Linked DNA regions of Homo sapiens: region 1 is linked to region 2. The links are chromatin contacts, found by Hi-C or POLR2A ChIA-PET in ENCODE. All regions are on one chromosome and are shown on one strand. The core of a region is the stretch at or near the end of the contact, and the rest is flanking DNA. Distances in the headings are between cores, read along the strand shown. Region 1 holds the start of LOC124900728 (a long non-coding RNA gene). Region 2 overlaps ARHGAP24 (Rho GTPase activating protein 24).

Region 1 (6,940 bases), core at 1,366-3,865, 170 kb before region 2:
ATAATTACAAATAACAGTTTATGCACACATGTACATAGATAAAATAGATAAATGCATAGGAACATAGACAGATTAGCTAAAATAGAGATAAAGAGTGAGAGAGAGGTGAGAGAGAGAGAGATAATAAAGTCTTTGGTTCCCAATATAAACTATTATTCTTAAACTACAGTCAATGATTGCATTTTAGGGAATCTCTGAAGTCCTCAAAAGTATGTGCAATTTTGGTAGGTATTTGCCTTTTTTTTTTTTTTTTTTTTTGGCAAAAGGATCAATGCATTTATTAGATTCTTTAGGCACCCATGTCCTCTAACTTTTCACCTATCTCCTAAGAAATCCTTCTGGAAAAAATAATTAGAATGGAAACTTTTTAAAATTTGAAATGTACAAAAGTAACATGTAATTGTCTGAGGGTATTGGAAATAATTAGTATAGTTGTGGCTAAAGGTAGGATAAATAACATCTTTTTTTTTTTTGAAGGCCTAATTTTGTTTCCAGGCAGATAAAAATCACTTTAGATTATCCTTCAAAATTTATCTTATTTTTTTCCATGGCTACTTTTCATTCCTCATCCCCTTGTCTTTTGTGTTCACCTCTTCTTTTCTTTCCCTGGAGGAAGGAAGAGGAAAGAACACCTCCTACTTTTAGTTAATATTGATTTTAGGCACTGGGTCAGATGGGCCTTTTAGGGTCTGGAATATTGACAATTGCCCTTGAAAGCCATGAAGAATCTTTGCTTGGTGGATGGACTGAGTCCCAGCATATGATTAATATCAGGTGTGTTGGTTGGTGGTTAGACAGTGAGTGATAGCTTGGCCAGTATGTGAAGGGAGTTTGTGAAGAAGCTGAGAACAATTTCAGCAATGTATACTCGGTAATGAAAGAGAATTGGATCCCAGAGCGTTGACAGTTGTCTATAAGAAAGCACTCCATCCGTAGAATCCACCTTTGTTACCTTTATTCATAATAAGGAAGATCACTGCTGGAAAATGTCTGTTTCTCCCCACTTTTTCATGATGGGATTGTTGTAGCCTTAGAACATGCTTTCAAAAGAACTGTAAGTGGGCATCTCTATCTAGTGCCTATTTGTATTATATATTGTATTATAAATAGGTGCTAAAAAACAAAAATGCCTACTCTTATCAAGTGCCAAAATTCTCATTCTTAATGAATGAGTCTGGAAAGATACCAGTGTATCCATTCCAGTTCAAAAAATAACTTCACATGCTCATATTTCAGAAAATAGGCTCCAGGCCTTTTTTACTTTATTTTTTGAGATGGAGTCTCACTCTGTCACCCAGGCTGGAGTGCAATGGTGAGATCTCTGCTCACCACAACCTCCGCCTCCTGGGTTCAAGGGATTCTCCTGCCTCAGCCTCCTGAGTAGCTGGGATTATAGGCGCCCACCAACACGCCCAGCTAATTTTGTGTTTTAATATTCTATTGAAACGGGGTTTCTCCATGTTGGTCAGGCTGGTCTCCAAGTCCCAACCTCAGGATCCCCCCACCTTGGATCCAAGCCCCAACCTCAGGATCACCTCAGGTGATACCCCTACCTCGGCCTCCCAAAATTTTGGGATTACAGGCGTGAGCCACAGCGCCTGGCCCAGTGTTAGCTTTTTAACCTGGATCAAATTACTTCTCTGTGCCTCAGATCTGTCGTTTGCAGAATAAAGATAATGACATTGCTTGCCTCATAGAGTTGTAGTAAGGATTAAATAAAGCGATACGTGCAAACAGCCTGGAACATTGCCTGGAATACAGATGTCTAGATACTGATAAGGCTACAGACATTATAACGGATACTGTAGTACTCTCTCTAGATCCCAAAGACTGGTATATTGGTTGCTGAAGGCACAAAGAGATTCTCATGGGAATTGTTCTACAACGCAGCAGGAACAGCTTCACCCAAGTTTATCTGTCTTCCTGCTCCCAATCAATGACTAGTTAGCAAGAGGAAACAAAGCCCCAGCCCCTCAGTTTGAAGCAAACTTGAGAGGGATCACCGCCTCAGGGGACCCCACTGGATCAGCTAAGACTTCAGTTGCTACAGCGTTGCAGGGCAGGTGTTCCTGTCGCATCCTGCTTTCCTCACTTTCTTGCAGAAAAAATATCTTCGGAGAACCTTTCCCATGACAATCTAATGTCATTCTCCATCAGCGTGTTTCCTGGAATCCAATCTAAGATTATAGATAGATGTAAATAAAACGTTTTATCCCCATTATCCAGGAACTGCAGCTAAGGTCCACCCCCCACCCCCCAAAAGAGGCTAAAACTCCACATTCTAAGCTGAAAAGACCGATGGAAATTGCACCTAGCCACTTCTCTGCCAGGTTTACTGAGAGAAAGCATTGCACTTCTGAGAACCCAAATGGCCCTGACTGTTTTGAGGGGGAAACTAGAAAAGAGGAAGTGCTACTTGGAGGAAGCAGTTTTCAAAATCAGCACTGGTTTTTGAGGGGGAGGACTAGGAATTCTCCCAACTATCAGAACAAGAGTATTGCTGGTAAATTTTGATGTGTGTTAGAACAGTGACTCACTCCTTCTCTAAGTCAGGGACTCATGATGGCCTCTGAAGCTTGGCAAGCCACTGACCTTGCTGGGCACTGAAGCTGATAACCCCTGGAGAAAGTGACAAGCCAAAGGAGGCAGCAACAGTGGAACAGCCTGCATTTCCCTTACGTTGCAGGCCAGGGTACATGAGTTTCCTAGTTGCTGAATAAACACAAAGCAAGCAGCTGGCCTTTGAGGCCTTTCGCTGTATCCCATCCAACAGGACTATCCCAATGCTGGGAGAATACTAGCATGTGAAGTGGATTTCTAATTCCAGAGACCCTGAAAAATCCACAAATGCATCTGTGAAAGATTCAGCCTTTAGAGAGGAAAGTCTGTAACGACCAGTCAGTGTGAAGGGGCTATGCCCCAGCAGTATCATCTGTGTAGGAAGATCTCTACCTTCTTCCATCCGTCTCTTGGTCTCATCATCAGAAAGGAAGGCAGAAAAGTAGGAAAGGAAACATGTAAGGAGTTTCTCTTCACTTTTGCCACTAGAGTGACAAAGAGGTCTTTGCGGGAACAGGGGAGAAAAGGTCCTATGCAACAGGAAATAGTTCAACATAGCAGAGTGGGGGCAGTTTCATATGACTGAGATTCTTCCATAAGCCTGGTAAATATATGCACTTCAAGAAATATTTGTTTAGCACCATATGTTATACTGTGCTATTTCCAGGTGTTAGGTATACAGTAAAAAGCAAGAAAGATGTGGTTTCTAAATATATGGAGATACATATAGTCCTCCTTTGTCTTGTTTTGCCTATTTCTTGTCTGTTTCTTTGTCATTTTATTTTTTTCTCTGAGAAACTTCTTTCCTAAGAAAGCTAAGGCATCATTATTCCAATAACTACTCTTTATTTTTTTAAAACATTTCAAGGAAAATTCAACTAGAACACATTTAGAGAAGCAGAAACCAACTGCATGTTCTTTCTTCAAGAACTGTTCATTAAAGATTTGCCAATCTTTCTTTCTCAACCACATTTCCCAAAAGCTTGGACTTTGGCCATAATAGTTCACTTCAGTCTAAAATTTGGCATGTCTGAAAGAGAAGACTTCAAATTTGCCAATTTGGCTGATATCCCTTTGAATAACAAGTAGAGAAATAGGAAAAATTTGGAGCGAAAAATCTATAACTCATGGCATTATTCAGAGAGATAATTCATTTCATAGGATAATGAATCTATAGGAAATCAACCCTAAAACATGGTAGATTTATTTTCAGATAGGTTTTTACAAAAGCCTAAAATATGCATACAAATATAATTTGTAAACAAATATAAATAAGTAATACACAAAGACCTGAGACGCTCAATTTTATTGAAAATTCTTGTTTTTTTAATATGATTTTCCTTGGTTTCATGGGATATTTCAGCATAAAGCAAAAGCAAAAATAAAACAAAATAAAAATTCCTATATATATATATATATATATATATATATATATATATACACACATGGAAAAATTATAAGGACATACAGTGCACATATGGATAAACTGTATTCGTAACACACACACAAATGTGTACGTATGCATATAGTGCTAAAATATATGGCAAAGAGCTTGCTAGAGGCTTTTGTTAGTTTTGTTGGAAATCATTATGGGCAGATGAAATTAAAATATGTAATCCTCTCCTACTCACTCATAAACTCTGGAGAGTTAGGCTTGAGTTAGCTATCCGTAAAGATAGACACTTGTTGGGTTTGTAAGCATCATCTTTATGATAGATTTTCAGAAGTGGCAATTGAAAGAATTTTATAGAGAAAGCCAATCTAGAATAAATATGCTTTATGAGGATCTGCTGCCAGGTAGGCCCACGGCCTGCCGAGGGTTCTATACACATTACCAACCACATTTCTGCAATCCTTGCTGCCTCCTATGCATTCTGACAAATAAAAACACTCTGTTGTAACATCCCAAATTATCATGTTAAACAATTACACCATTGAAAAAATTGAAAAATATTATCTTGTCATTCCCATTTGCAAAGATAAAGTAATTGTTATGTTATCCCTAAATAACCCCAATAATGCAAATATTGATGAAAATAACCTGATACAGATCCCACATTATCACAGAAGTACAAAAGCATTTGCCTAGAAATGCCATCCTGATGTCAAGGGCACACCAGTAAAGCCCCAGTGACCAGGATGAATGACACAGACACTGGATTCTCAATGTAGTGCTTTGTCTTTCCAGCTCTGTCTTCAAAGATACATTTGGAACACTTCTCTTCACACTCCGTAAGATGATTTAGAATTATAAAACCTAATTTAGCAGCTATTACATACTGTATTAATAATTCAGGAAGCATCTTTTCAAATGATCTACTCACATACTATATTTAAGTCCATAATTACAGAAGCAAGCTTGAATTTCCTATAAATTTGTTTGAAAGGACAACCTTCATATTCCATATTACACAGTCTTAAACTTCTTAGGCTTTGTTCATCAAAAGCCATTATGTCATACGCACTGCATGTGAAACAGATGATTTAGAATAGCAATGTTGGAGAAGAGGTTTTATCTGTTACTTCCTGGTCTTGAAGACATGGCTCTCTCTAAAACAGTATTGAAAATATCCGTCTATATTACTTGAGAACTTCTTCACCAAAAGATGAAACCTCCTTGCAGCTAGCAGACTGAATGGAAAAGTAGACCTCTAGCATTATTGGAGATAAAGAGTCAACCATCAGTTCAATACCACGCTGATTTAAAAGCCAACATGCGCTATTGTCTGAGAATAAATCGGAAAAGACATTTCCTCTACTGATACTTCAAAGACTTTGTAACATCTGGAATCTGGTTCTATACAGGGTATTCCACTAAGAAGTAAGAATAAAAGGATTTTAATAAGGCAAATAAGATTCAGGTTTCTTAAAATATGTTCTCCCTGGAGGGAAACAAATAACACATTGCATCTGACTAACCTTTCTGCACTTCAGCTGCATTAATTCACATTTAGTCATGGATTCCATCATGAGCCAGATGAACTTAGTGCCACAGCTGTTTTCATCGAGGGGAAAATATGCTTTTCCATTTTAGATTCCCAGCATTTAATATAAATATAGGAAAAATACATTTTATTGACTGCATTATTGATAAGAACTCCACATTACTTACCCAAATAAATTCACATCCACCCTAGACTGTGATCAAATCAATATCAATATTACACAAACGGTCAACCGGAGCCAGATTCCTACCTCCCTTTTTCTTACATTGAGGGATAAGGAAAAGTTGAAGAATTGATCAAAGAGGTAGACAACATGGCCTTGGAGGAATTGTTGCTGGGTTAGTCAAAGACTTTAGTGGAGATCAGGTTCACTAAGAGGAATGAATACAGATGACTAGGAAAAACGAAAGGATGTTTCAAAAGTTTAACTGAGGGATTTGATGTCTTGGCAGAGCTGTCCTCAGCTCTACCAGCAAAACATGTGGAAGTGGTTGGTTGGGAGCAAAGCTGAGGTACAGAACTGTAATACTTGGTCAGTATTACAAGTATTAAGTAGTAAGAGTTGTTTTTTTTTGTTTGTTTGTTTTTTGTTTTTTTTTTTGTTTTTTGCAAAACCTCCTTGAAGATACAATTTTGTGAGGAAATATGTCAGTGATTCCACTGGGCAAAGCATTCAACCTATAACCCCTTGTCAAATTTCACATCACAAGAGCGCTGTAAAATCAAATTCATCTCCAATAGTCCTGAACAAATACTGTATCATGACTTGTGGTCAACTATGGAGTCTCATGGACAAATGAAAATCCAGTAGTTATGTGGTCAGAGTATGTGTGTGTGAGTGCATTCATTTGTACTAGTATATAAACCTGCAGTCATTATCTGCGTCAACACTAACCAAGCCTCAAATTAAGGTTCTCAGTCATGATTCAAAAAAGAATGAAACCTGTCTGACCCATCTTCACCTTTACCAACACAGGATGACAATAATTTAATCAGACTAGGAAAATATCTTACCTGGAACTACTTCAAAAAGGAACTTCCCTGGGTTCTCTTCATTGCAGGGATGCTCAGAAACTTTATTTCCAGGCAGAAAAATAGTACCCTGTGAAAACAAATACCCAAAACATCAACATCATCAGAGAGCAAACATCATATATCATCATTATAATCAGTGAATATCCAAGGTGTAGCTATAACCCAGTATACAGTAAGATGCATCAGAATCTTTTATATTCCCAATAATCAAAAATTATGTGCCAGAATCATGTTCACTCAAGATTTAACGAATACTTGTTGAGCATCTAATATGTATAAGACTAATATGTATGTTAGCTGCTAGATTCATCTTAAGCACCAATTTATTAAACACATTCTGTGTGCCAGAAATTTTACTAAGCATTCTACCCGCACCATATTATTTAATTGGTAGTATAATC
Region 2 (7,064 bases), core at 579-3,078:
CTAAATCTGAAAAGTAATAGGATTATAATACCCAAGGGATGGGAGAGCAATGGCAGTAATGAAGGAGAGCTTTATGCACATAGCAGAGAGAATTGAGAGAGGAAAGCTGAAGCCCGTATGACACTGAGAAAGTCAGCTGGGTCCTTTCCTCATTATGGGGAAATAACTGCTGTGCCTATAATTTATAGAGCCCCTCCAGCACTTTCCCTGATGTCTATAATTTTTAAGCTAAGATGAAAGCTTTCCTGAAACACTACTTTTAATATCAGGTTCCTTTAGTGAGTCTGACCTAGGAGAATCAAATGTTGTTGATTGCATTATCATTTCAAGCCCCTCAGTGGGGCCAGCTATTTATTCAACTACACTTCAAAGAAAATATTTTACAAGTGGGTAACTTTGATGGAGATAGTCATTTGTCTACAATGAACTCTCCAATTTTCTCCTTCAAATGAAAACCCCGAGGTACTTAATGATTTCCAATAAGGACCACTCATTTTTGTCAATTAATCCTGTGGGTGGAACATCGTCAGGCTTGCTCTAAAGCCTAGCAAAATGATTAGGCTTTCTAAGTATATAAATCTTGTGCTAATCACTAAACCACAGTTGCTCTCCCAGTGGTTTCTTATATGGAGGTATGGACAACACAACTTTTTTTTTTTTAGAATCTGAGGAAGGTAGGGAAAAACTTTTGTCAAAGTGAAAATAATAGCATCATTCATATTATGGTAGACTTTGATGTGTTAAACTGTGATCTTTGATGAAGTACTGCTATTCACATATAATTTGAACATATTTTAGCACTTCAAAATATCTGATTATTTCACACTTTAGTTTTAGATATGCTAAACAGAAATGTAGCTTTACTGCACCTGAATACATTTAATTAGCAGTTTAGAGAAAGAGAAATAAATCTTCTACATAAAACATAATTTTTTAAAATTAAGAAGTTTGGTGGCACATATGTTATTTGAAGTATCCAAGAGCCTGTCTCTGAGGACTCCCCTCTCCCTCATCCCATGTTTTTCTCGTTGATGCCACCATCCCTTTGCTAAAGGGATGGGCTTGAACTTAGTTGCTCATAGAACCTGAGCTCCCTAGCAACAGTGACTGGCCCAGGAAATGGACATGTGACTCAGACAGTGCCAAGTAGAGTCTTCCCTTAGGATAGGGAAGACACTGAAAGGATGAGCATCTGAGGTTGGCGGCATTCATCTTCCCTTTTAGCAAAGCCATTTGTAAAATGACGCTATGCAGAGACAAGCTGGTGTGAGAGAGGAATGGAGAGAGAACCCAAATACATTTGTAACCTGAGGAAAGGGAATGATTCACTTAGAAAGGATAAAGTAATAGCATAAAAATTATAATGTACACTTCATTAAAGATAAAAAATATGTGCTCATCAAAAGACATCACTAAGAATATGTAGTCTTCTGTGACCAGAGGAATTGGGAGATCCACAGGGAAAATGCCAGGATACCTGGAAGCTAGGAAATGATTACAGAAATATTTCTACATGGAGGCCAAGATGGCTGACTAGCAGCAGCCAGTGTGCACTGCTTTCACGGAGAGAATAAAGAGTGGTGGGTTGACACTAGCTCTTCAACCGGAACATCCAGGTGAACACATTGGGATTCATCAGGGAAACAGCATGACCCACAGAGAACAGAGAAGAGTGAGACAGGAAAACTGCCCACCTGGAGTGGCCCAGAGCCAGGGGAGTCACCACACTGGGGAAACAGTGAGTAAGTGAGAGTCCTCAGGGACCCACACTTCTACCACTTCTGCTCAGGAAATCCCCGCAAACTCCCCTGCTGCGGCCTCCAGACCAACACAGAGAACTACGTGGGAGTCTGGGCAGAGCCCTGCTCAAGCACACATGGAGTCCTGGGAGCCTTGGATCCTCAGGCACCCTGGCACCAGTGGCTGCAGGTCCAGCAATGGGGAAGGTCAGCCTCCCTCACATGCCTGCAGGAAAGGAACCAAATCCACAGCTGAGCAGTGATGGACTGCAAGCCATGCCTCCACTGCACCTTGCAGGATAAGGCCCATTGGCCTGGGGTGCTGGTGAGGCCACCCCAGCCCCACCTGAGTTCTTGGGCAGGGAGCAGCTCTGCAATTCCCTGGGACAGAGCTCCCAGAGGGAGAGGTAGCCTGCCATTTTTGTTTCTCTGCAACCCACCCTCCTGTTGCTCTCAGGCTCCAGAGGGTGTGCAGTGACTCGGGACTCTCCCAGACCCCCGGCAGAGCTGCCTTATGGAAAAGGGACAAGACTGTGTTCCACATAGGTCTCCACCTCTGCTACTGCTCACTGGGCAGGGCCTCCAAACCTGGGACTTTAGTGACCCCCTCCTGGGCTCTCAGAATGGTAGCAGCTCTACACTTTCCTGGGATAGAGCTCCTAGAGGGAGGCAGGGCACCATTTTTGCTGTCCTGCAGCCCTTGCTCCTATTGCCCTCAGGCTCAGGAGGGAGTGGAGTGGTTGGAGACCTATGGAGATGCCCAGCACAGTGCAGCCACCTTACAGAAAAGCAGCCAGACTGTTTTCCACATGCGTCCCCACCTCCCCTACCCTTCACTCGGCAGTGCCTGTTGACCTGGGCCCCCAATATGATTAACCTGCCCCCACCTGAACACTTTAGTCAGTGGTGGCTCTGCATTTCTCTGAGGAGGAAACCCCAGAGACAACCCAGAGCATGTATGACATTGCAGTTGCAGCAGTACTGCCCTGACTGTCCTCGGGCTGGGGAAGGAACAAAGGGCCTGGTTGCTATGCTGAAACCTCCAGCAAGCTGCAGCTATCATATGGAGAGGAGCCCAGTCTCTTTCCAGCGAGCTCCCACACCCCACTCTTCACCAGGCAGGGGTCTTGCCTCAAGATCACTGAAGAGCTCCTCCACCCGCAACTGAGAATTCCCATTGCTAATGGCTTTGTGTTTCCCTGGGGAGGTGATCCCAGAGGCAACCAACAGCCTCTCTGTACCTGATGCCCTCAGTCTGGGGAAGAAATAAAGAACCTGAGGGTTTTACTCATACTTCTAGCACACCACAGTTATTATATAGAGAGAAGCTCAGGCTCTCCTCTCTGTGAGCCCTCAAACCCCCACTCTTCACCCAGTCGGGCCCCAAGCTTGGGCCAGCAGTTGCAGTCACCCCCACCCACCAGCTGAACATTCCCAGTAGCAGTTGCTCTGTGTTTCTCTTGAGATGAAGCTTCCAGAGGCAACCAAAAGCCCCTCTGCCACTGCCATTGCAGTGGTACTGTCCTTGCTGCCCTCAGACTGGAAAAGGAGCAAAGACTCTCAGTGATTTAACCACACCTCCTTTAGGACAGCCACTGCTGTCCTAAAAAGAAGAAGCCAGTCAGTTTCCCCCCATGAGCCACCTGGCCTCTCTGCTCATCAATATGCAGGGCCCCCTGGCTTGAGTCCACAATGCAGCCACCCCACCCCAGGCTGATAGCCCCAACTGGGAGTGGCTCTGCCATTTTCTGATATGGAAACCTGAGAGACAAGTGAAAGGCCCTCTTCCACATGTCCCTACCCATGGCAAGGTCCCTTCTCCTGCTGCCTCCCAGCTAGAAAGGAACATAAAGCCTGAGCTCACCCAGGGCTGCAGTGTGCAGCCAAGAAGTGCCAAGCCAAGAGCTATAGCCAGGACTTGAGTGGGAGAGGATTCCACACTCTTAGAGCACAGAGAGGGAGCATATCGCAGTCATGAGGAAATACAAAGCAGTGAAGTGACTAAGCAAGAGCCTACCTACTGGTCATTATGCTTAAGCACCACCTACTTGATCACAACCCAAACTTCAACAACAAAAATACTTTGCTAATATAGGCCACCTTCTGCCCACACTGTGAAACCAAGGACAAGAACTCAGCCACAAATAAAGTTCCTGCACAAAGCCTCAACCCTCCAAAAACATCCTGAAAAGAAGTCAACTGACTGTACTCAAACTAAAGCACATGGTGGGGTGTGGCAGCTGCATTGAATCACCCCACACAGATGAGAAAGAACCAGCACAAGAACTCTGGCAACTCAAAAAGCCAGAGTGTCTGATTTCCTCAACAACTGCACTAGTTTCACAGCAGGAATTCTTAACCAGGATGAAAAGACTGAAATGAAAGAAATACAAATCAGAATATGGATAGGAACGAAGAGCATCAAGATTCAGGAGAAAGTCAAAACCCAATCCAAGAATTCTAAGGATTACAATAAAATATGATACAGGAGCAGTTAGATGAAATAGCCACTATAAGAAAGAACTGGCTGGGTGCGGTGGCTCATGCCTGTAATCCCAACACTTTGGGAGGCTGAGGTGGGCAGATCACGAGGTCAGGAGATTGAGAACATCCTGGCTAACACAGTGAAACCCCATCTCTACTAAAAATACAAAAAAAAAAAAAAAATCAGCTGGGCGTGATAGCGGGCACCTGTAGTCCCAGCTACTCAGGAGGCTGAGGCAGGAGAATGGCGTGAACCCGGGAGGTGGAGCTTGCAGTGGGCCAAGATAGCACCACTGCACTACAAACACTCCAGCCTGGGTGACAGAGTGAGACTCCATCTAAGAAGAAAAAATAATAATAATAAAAATAAAAAGAACCAAACTGATCTGATAGAGCTGAAAAACACACTACAATAATTTCATAATGCAATCACAAGCATTAACAGCAGAATAAATCAAGCTGAGGAAAAATCTCACAGCTCAAAGACTGGTTCTCTAAACTAACTTGAACAAAAATAAAAAATAAAGAATAAAAACGAGAAATATGGGATTATGTAAAGAGACCAAATCTATAATTCACCAGTGTCCTTGAAAGATATGAGGAGATAACAGGCAATTTGGAAAACATATTTTAAGATATTATCCATGAAAACTTCCTTAACCTCGCTAGAGATGCCAATGTTCAAAATCAGGAAATGCAGAGAATTTCTATGAGATATTACACAAGAAGACCATCCTCAAGATACAGAATCATCAGAGTCTCCCAGGTCAAAATGAAAGAAAAAATGTTAAAGGCAGCTAGAGAGAAGGCATAGGTGACCTAAAAAGTGAAACCCATCAAACTAACAGCAAACCTTTCAGCGGAAACTCCACAAACCAGAAGAGATTGAAGGCTTATATTCAGCATTTTTAAAGAAAAGAATTTGCAACCAATAATTTTATATCTAGCCAAACTAAGCATCATAAGCAAAGGAGAAGTAAGACAAGCAAATGGTGATGGAATCCATTAACCCTGGACATGCCTTACAAAAGGTTCTGTAAGGAGTGCTAAATATGGACAAGAAAGAATGTTATGCACCACTACAAAAACACACTTAAGTAAACTGACCACTGAGAATATAAGACAACCACAAAAACAAGTCTACATAATAACCATTTACCAACACCATGACAGGATCAAATCTCCACATACCAATATTAATGCTGGATGTAAATGGGCTCAATGGCACCAATTAAAAGGCACAGAGTAGCAAGCTGGATAAAGAAGCAAGACCCAATGGTATGCTGTCTTCTAGAGACTCATCTCACATGCAATTGAGAGGTGAAGCCAGCTGGGCTTCTGGGTCGGCTGGGGACTTGGACCACTTTTCTGTCTAGCCAAAGGATTGTAAATTCACCAATCAGTGCTCTGTGTCTAGCTAAAGGTTTGTAAATGCACCAATCAGTGCTCTGTGTCTAGCTAATCCGGTAGGGGACTTGGAGAACTTTTCTATCTAGCTAAAGGATTGTAAATGCACCAATCAGCGCTCTGTGTCTAGCTAAAGGTTTGTAAATGCACCAATCAGCACTCTGTAAAACAGACCAATCAGCACTCTGTAAAACGGACCAATCAGCACTATGTAAAATGGACCAATCAGCTCTCTGTAAAATGGACAAATCAGCAGGATGTGGGTGGGGCCAAATAAGGGAATAAAAGCAGGCCACCTGAGCCAGTAGCGGCAACCCACTGCGGGTCCCCTTCCCTGCTGTGTAAGCTTTGTTCTTTCACTCTTCACAGTAACTCTTGCTGCTGCTCACTGTTTGGGTCCACACTACCTTTATGAGCTGTAACACTCACCGAGAATGTCTGCAGCTTCACTCCTGAAGCCAGCGAGACCACAAACCCACTGGGAGGAATGAACAACTCTGGATGCACTGCCTTTATGAACTGTAATGCTCACTGCGAAGGTCTGCAGCTTCACTCCTGAAGCTAGTGAGACAACAAATCCACCGGGAGGAATGAGCAACTCTGGACACACCACCTTTATGAACTGTAACACTCGCTGCAAGGGTCTGCGGCTTCATTCTTGAAGTCAGCGAGACCAGCGAGACCAAGAATGCACCAGAAGGAACTAATTCTGGACACACAATGACATCCATAGGCTCAAAGTAAAGGGATAGAGAAAAATCTACCAAGCAGCGGTTGCTATCCTAATTTTAGTAAAACAGACTTTAAACCAAAAAAGATTTTTTAAAAAGACAAAGAAGGGACTGACATAATAGTAAAGTATTCAATTCAATAATACCTGACTATCCTAAATATATGTATGCACTTGACACAGGAGCACCAAGACTCATAGAGAAAGTTCTTAGATACCTACAAAGAGAGTAAGATTTCTACACAATAATCACGGGAGATGTCAATACCCCACTGATGGTATTAGACAGATCATAGAGGCACAAAGTTAACAAAAATATTCAGGACTTGAACTCAACACTTGACCAAATGGACCTAACAAATCTACAGAACTCTCCACTCAAAAACAACAGAATATACATTCTTCTCATCACAACATGGCATGGACTCTACAATCAACCACACAATTGGACATAAAACAATCAACAAATTCAAAAAAACTGAAATCATACCAACCACTCTCTCAGACCACAGCTCAACAAAAATAGAAATCAATACTAAGAAAATCACTCAAAACCATATAATTACATGGAATTTCAACAACCTGCTCCTGAATGACCTTTGGTTAATCAATGAAATTAAGGCAAAAATCATGAAATTCCTTGACTGTAATGAGAACAAAGATACAACATGCCAGAATGTCTAGGAAACAGCTAAAGCAGTGTT

Evidence for each region. A loop is a pair of places that touch in the nucleus more often than their neighbours do. ChIA-PET counts read pairs that join two places held with the same protein, here RNA polymerase II (POLR2A). Pooled maps may share reads with other maps.
Region 1: a map with no recorded cell type shows a loop between it and region 2 (5-fold over the local background). The contact joins two enhancer-like sites. A Hi-C loop is called at or near these places in 13 of 37 single-sample maps with no recorded cell type and 5 of 50 pooled maps. POLR2A ChIA-PET finds 5 or more read pairs at or near these places in 3 of 52 experiments (B cell, WTC11 and activated B cell).

What each region holds. Positions count from the first base shown.
Region 1 is chr4:85,721,551-85,728,490 of GRCh38, reverse strand. It overlaps ARHGAP24 (Rho GTPase activating protein 24), which reads right to left. Exons shown (of 10, transcript NM_001025616.3): 3 at 6,519-6,606. It overlaps LOC124900728 (a long non-coding RNA gene), which reads right to left and starts at 6,501. Exons shown (of 2, transcript XR_007058169.1): 1 at 5,479-6,501; 2 at 3,847-5,373. It overlaps MIR4451 (microRNA 4451), which reads right to left and starts at 6,023; the gene lies at 5,958-6,023. Within about 2 kb of position 2,615, at least 17 of the 41 ENCODE cell types and tissues checked have a DNase peak (open chromatin) inside an H3K27ac peak, as active enhancers do; they include B cell, where a contact is called at or near this core.
Region 2 is chr4:85,552,180-85,559,243 of GRCh38, reverse strand. All of the region lies in intron 1 of ARHGAP24 (Rho GTPase activating protein 24), which reads right to left. Among named protein-coding and RNA genes, the nearest start is that of ARHGAP24, 81 kb to the right of the region's middle. RefSeq lists enhancers at 1,529-1,928, 3,981-4,030. Within about 2 kb of position 1,828, at least 2 of the 41 ENCODE cell types and tissues checked have a DNase peak (open chromatin) inside an H3K27ac peak, as active enhancers do; they include B cell, where a contact is called at or near this core.